2 separate regions of the Homo sapiens genome follow, and region 1 is linked to region 2. Evidence: chromatin loops called from intact Hi-C (ENCODE). Cell type or tissue: breast epithelium. All regions are shown on one strand. Each heading gives the region's core, and the rest is flanking DNA. Links, peaks and the distances in the headings are about the cores only.

Region 1 (2,918 bases), core at 263-2,762, 100 kb before region 2:
TTAAGGAACAGGTCTAACATGACATGATGGATACTGACATAACATAATCAAAATAAACAAAAAGAAGGAAATAAAAACAATGCAGGGAAAGAGATTAAAACCTAAAACAAACAAAAAACTAACAAAAAAGATACTGTATCCATAAACCAAGAAAAGTGTGCCATAAAAAAGATATTCAGTGAATAGGAGGCCTAGGAAATTAAAATAATGCTATCTAAAAGTCAAGATAGTTGCCAAGAAAGTAGAACAGTCAATAGAGATAGGAGAATAAGAGAAAGTTAAGAAAATTCAAGGATCAACCCAGGAGATCCACCGTTTAACAGAGGGAATTCAGAAAAATGGGAGAGTAAAAAAACTTAAGGGAGGAAAGAAGAGACAGGGAGAAAAGGAAAGAGAAATAACAAAGATAATGAAAGGAGAGGCGAGGGGAATGGTGGGAGGGAGGGAGAGGGAAAAGGATTTTCCAACTAAGGTTTTCCACATATTAAAATTCCACAGAATAAAAGTTCCCACCAAGCATTCAGTACAATAGATTTTAAAAAGACCCAAAGAACACGAGGGTTAAAAAGAAGACCCTCAAAGCTTCCAGAGAGTAGGGAAAAAGAAAAGAATAAAAATTAGAATGGCATCAGCCTTATCACCCATCATCAATAATGGAAACTAGAAGACATTGAAGAATGCCTTCAGAATTCTGAAGGAAAACATCTATTTACCCAGATACCTATCTTCAGCCAAACTATCAAGAACTACAAAGCTACGACACAGACATTTTCAAATATGCTGGGATTCAAAAACTTCACTATCCATGCACTATTTCCTAGAAATTAATTAGAGAAGGTGCTCCAATAAAATAAGGAAGTAAACCAAGAAGGAAGCATGGGAATCAGAAATCCTAAAAGAATCCCCAAGAGAATACAAAATAGTTCCATAAAGAGAGACACACACAGACTGAGAGAGAACCCTCTCCTTAGAAATTCTCGATTAAGGAGTCGATTGAAACTAAAAATCACATACTATATAAAAATGAAAGTCAAAGAAAGCACTATACAGTTGACACTTGAACAACACAAGTGAACTTCAAGGTCCACTTATACAGATATTTTTTCAGTAAATACGGTTGGTCCTCTGTATCTGCATCCACAACCAAATGCAGGTTGAAAATACAGTCTTCCCAGGACATGAAACCTGCAGAAATGGAGTGCGCACATATAGATGGGTTCTGCAGAGCACACTGAGGAAACTGAGTATGTGCGAATTTTGGTATCCATTGAGGAACCCTAGAACCAATCCTCTGAGAATACCAAGGAAAGACTGTATATGAAAATCACGAGATGTGGCCAAAGTAGTATTTTAAATATATTTAGCAAAAACAAATTAGATGGAAAATTTAAAAACTAAATTACTCAGGGCAAAAAAAGTACAAAAAGAACAACAAAATAAATAAGGAATTATAAAATAAAGACTTTTTGAAAAAGCATAATAACCACAATGTGATTATTTCAGTTAAAACTTTTAACAACTGAATTTCACCAAAAAGGTGTTGTTTCTCAAATTTTAGTAATTTATATTTTCCTGAAAAATCATCCATTTCCTTTTCACACTATTAATATTAAGTTGTATAAAATATTCTCCTATAATTCTTGTAGTATTCTGTGTCTTGCTTATTTTTCTCAAACTTATTTATTTGTGCTTTTTCCTCTCTATGTCCCAATAGACCAACTTTGATTTATCTCTTTCACTGATCTGTTTTTCAAAGAAAAGACAAGTTGAATAACAAAAATTGTTACCTGTAATAATCTCATAATTACTTGATCTCTTCTTTAGGTAGCTATAATATGGGGGAATAACTTCCTGTAGAAATATCACATCTGGGCTGTACCTAATGAAAAACATCAATTTATGACAAATACCAAGTATACCATTTCATTTTCAGCTACCTAAATGAAGGAAATCCCACAACATACCAAAAACAAAAAACCCTCTAGGGCACCTAATATTGAGTGTTTATGCTGATCTTTGATAACTATAAAATGAGAAAGATGTGTGCTATTTATTAATGTAGTACTGTAACAAATATATCAAAAAGAACTAGAAAAACTGACAATAGAAACCGCCATATTGAGAGACTTCAATGGTCCTACACACTAAGAGATGCTTTCAATGTTTCTTTCAATCCTCTTGAAGCAGTTATTAACCACAATGAAGAAAACTGTCCAGAGAACTTAAGTGATTTGGCCAAGGTCACAGAGCCAGCATGGGGCACAAATAGATCTTTTTGGTAGTTTTAATTTCACGTAGTTACGATAAACAAAGTTGAAGAAGAAAACAGTACTAAAAGGCTTCTAACGAAAATTAGTGTTCCCTCTTTGCTGCAGCCTGCAATCCTGCTCTCAGAGGCAATCATCTTAATTCTTCAGATGTTTCTTCTCAGAGCTGGACATTGAACTTAGGTTTAATTCTAAAGCCCACAACCTTGAACTGTTACTTTGTATATACATAAGACACATTACTATTAAATAGAAGTGATAATACTTACAAAGCTAAGTAGGAACACACCCCTCGAGCCCTCTCTGACAGATTGTTTAGATCTAATCCATCAATATTCCAGGTAATGAGAGAGAACATGCTGCCATTTTCTTGCTGAGTATCTTCAGATGGGCTGATTTTAGAAGTGGTGGAATCAGTTGTTTCTTCATTGGTTAGGTCAACACTGGCAAGATCAGAATAAAACATGGCTTTGCAAATAATCTATAAATTGATTAAGAATTATTTTGTATTTGTAGCCCTCATTTTACAGACAAATTTTAAAAGAGCCCTAAAAGTGACACTGTCCTTACAGGGTTAACAAGAATTGCATGCCAGGTTCTAGACAGAAATATAATTGAGCATTAATCACGCTGCACTTTGGCCCACTTCTT
Region 2 (2,918 bases), core at 233-2,732:
ACTGTTACATTTGTTTTGTCTAAAGTTTTTCTTTTGTTGTGGTCTTCAACACTCACTGGGCCCTTAATCCCATAGTTCCTGGTTCTTTCTCCCTCTCTCCCCAGCAGCCATTTCTACCAAGTTGAAGAGCACTGCATTGCACTCTCCGTTCGTGGCAAGCCTACAGTCCTAACTACTAAGCTTTCTAGGTGAAACGCTTGTGGTTTGCACTGCTTGCTATAAGCCAACCTGGCTGCCCCAGTCAGGAGTCAAGGCAGCCCAGCTCAAAGTGAGTTCCTCCCACTCAGAGAGGTCCACAGGGAACTGTACCCAATGGGGATGCTTGTTGCAGTGAATATTGGCTGACCCCTCCCGTCAGACTTTCTTTTAGTGAGTACAAATGTTCATGAGATCTCCTAAAGGGAGCTCTCCAAAACCCCGCTAGGAGATCAGAGCTGGCACCAGGAGCAGAAAGGCCGGGCAGCGAGAGCAGACACCCCCGAGCCTGCAGGGATGGGGCGGGGCCAAGGGGGGTATCCCATGCCCCCAAGGGGAGCGTGGTTCGGGGGAGGGAACATCCCAGGCTCCCGAGGGTGCAGGCTGCAGAGATGCCCAGGTCCTGAGCCTGGGAGGGCAGCCACAGCTGCACCGGCAAAGCTCCTGCCCCACCAACTCGGAAGGGTCGGAGTTCCTGCTTTTCCCCGGCTCCTGCTTGCTCCGTGAAGTGGAAGGCCTAGGTCTGCAGCCACAGGTTGGGTGGTTGCAGCTGCACCCAAGTGGGCAGATCCTGCCTCTTCCTGGCCTCCTCCAAGAGAACAGGGAGGCTTCCATCCACAGCCACAGTTGGGCAGCTGTAGCCCCGCCCAGGAGGGTGGGGCTCCCACCAGTTGCATGGTGTCTGCAGCCCCGCCTCGCCTCCCTGCTGCAGCCAGTGACAGCAGCCACTGCCATCACTACTGCCTGAAAACGGTCTTTTGCTGGTCAATTCTGCACAATTGCAGTGGTTACTGTCTTCATATATGTGTGTCATTGTTTGGATGTTTGATCCCTTCAAATCTCATGTTGAAATTTGGTCCCCAGTGTTGGAGGTGGGGCCTACTGGGAGATGCTTGGATCATTAGAACAGATCTCTCATGAATAGATTAATTGGGTGGGTGGTGGGTGAGTGAGTTCTCACTCTATAGTTCCATCAAGAGCTGGCTGTGAAAAAGAGCCCAGCACCTTCTCCTCTCCCCTACCTTTCTCTTTCTCACTTCCTCTCTCACCATGTGATCTCCACACAGCAGATCTCAGCTTCACCTCCACCTTCCCCATGAATGGAAGCAGCCTGAGGCCCTCACCAGAAGCAGATGCTGGCACCATGCTTCCTGTGCAGCCTGCAGAACTGTTAGCCAAATAAATCTCTTTTCTTTGTAAATTACCCAGCCTCAGGTATTCTTTTTTTTGAGATGGAGTCTCACTCTGTCACCCAGGCTGGAGTGCAGTGGCGCATCTCCGCTCACTGCAACCTCCATCTCCCAGGTTCAAGTGATTCTCCTGCCGCAGCCTTCTGAGTAGCTGGGATTACAGGCACCTGCCACCATGCCTGGCTAATTTTTGTGTTTTTAGTAGAGATGGGGTTTCACCATGTTGGCCAGGCTGATGTGGAACTCCTGACATCAGGTGATGCACCCGCCCTGACCTCCCAAAATTCTGGGATTACAGTCGTGAGCCACCGCACCTGGCCTATTTCTGCTTTTATGCACTAGATGCAAAATAAACAATGAAAGCATGGAGACTGTAAAGGTGGAGAAAGAGAACTTGAGTTACTTCAAATCTGTCATTTTGCATGTGACCACTTGGGATATATATCGTGCTTAAAATTTAAAACAAAGAGTGTGAACTGAGAGTTGTGATATTTTGTTTGGAAAGTAAAAATTTTAGTTCATACTTGAAATATTTTACTGAGTTTGAATAAAGTTGTTAATAGTAACATTTGTTATTGTTGTTTAAAACTAATGACTCAGGCCAGGATCGGTGGCTCACACCTGTAATCCCAGCACTCTGGGAGGCTGAAGCGAGTGGATCACCTGAGGTCTGGGGTTCGAGACCAGCCTGACCAACATGGAGAAACCCCGTCTCTACTAAAAATACAAAATTAGCCGGGCGTGGTGGTGCATGCCTGTAATCTCAGCTACTTGGGAGGCTGAGGCAGGAGAATCGCTTGAACCCGGGAGGCGGAGGTTGCAGTGAGCCGAGATCGTGCCATTGGCAACAAGAGCAAAACTCCATCTCAAAAACAAAACAAAACAAAAACCAAAAAAACAAACTAATGACTCACAAACATGTTCATATCAGTAGTATGATTTAGTATTATTCCCTAAATTTTATTTTTTCCTGTAACACAGAAGTATTAATGCATTATTATTTTCTTTTTTATTGCAATTTTTTTTAAAGAAATAAGGTCTTCCTCTGTCACACTGGAGTGTAGTGGCATGATCATAGTTCACTAGAGCCTCAAACTCCTGTGCTCAAGGGATCCTCCTGCCTCAGCCTCCTGAGTAGCTGGGACTAGAGGCACACACCACCAGGCCCAGCTTGTGGTTTTCTATTAAACAATTTTTTTACTCACATAATATATGTATAGAGTTCAAAAACAGAAAAATGTCACTTTCTGCATTTACTTTCTGGAATTTTATTATTTTCTTCATGATTATTTCTGAAGATAATTTTGTCATAGAGTGGAGGTTTTTGTGTTAAAAATTATCCCCTGGGTGGGTGTCTAATAAGCTCAGCACACCTCTGGATATCCTTCCTCCAGTCCACCTGTTTTTATACTCCTGTGCTCTCCTGCCTTTTCAAATGCCACACTTGTTCCACAGCCTTATCTGCCTCTCCCTCACCACCTTCAACCTTTCCCTATCTCGTGGCTCCTTTCCAGCAACAATTGAACATGCTCA

The links. Peaks named below come from ENCODE experiments on the same cell type or tissue, not always from the same donor. Only the 100,000 strongest peaks of a DNase experiment are listed, where the experiment ranks them.
Region 1: a loop joins it to region 2, with 8 times the contacts of the local background. A loop is called at or near these places in 18 of 110 quality-filtered maps.

The regions. Positions count from the first base shown.
Region 1 is chr6:24,656,025-24,658,942 of GRCh38, forward strand. TDP2 (tyrosyl-DNA phosphodiesterase 2) reads right to left here. Exons shown (of 7, transcript NM_016614.3): 3 at 2,537-2,710; 4 at 1,788-1,879. Among named protein-coding and RNA genes, the nearest start is that of TDP2, 9.4 kb to the right of the region's middle. In breast epithelium, for the core only: no CTCF peak of the experiment used is centred there; no DNase peak of the experiment used is centred there.
Region 2 is chr6:24,760,815-24,763,732 of GRCh38, forward strand. No RefSeq gene overlaps it. Among named protein-coding and RNA genes, the nearest start is that of GMNN, 13 kb to the right of the region's middle. In breast epithelium, for the core only: no CTCF peak of the experiment used is centred there; no DNase peak of the experiment used is centred there.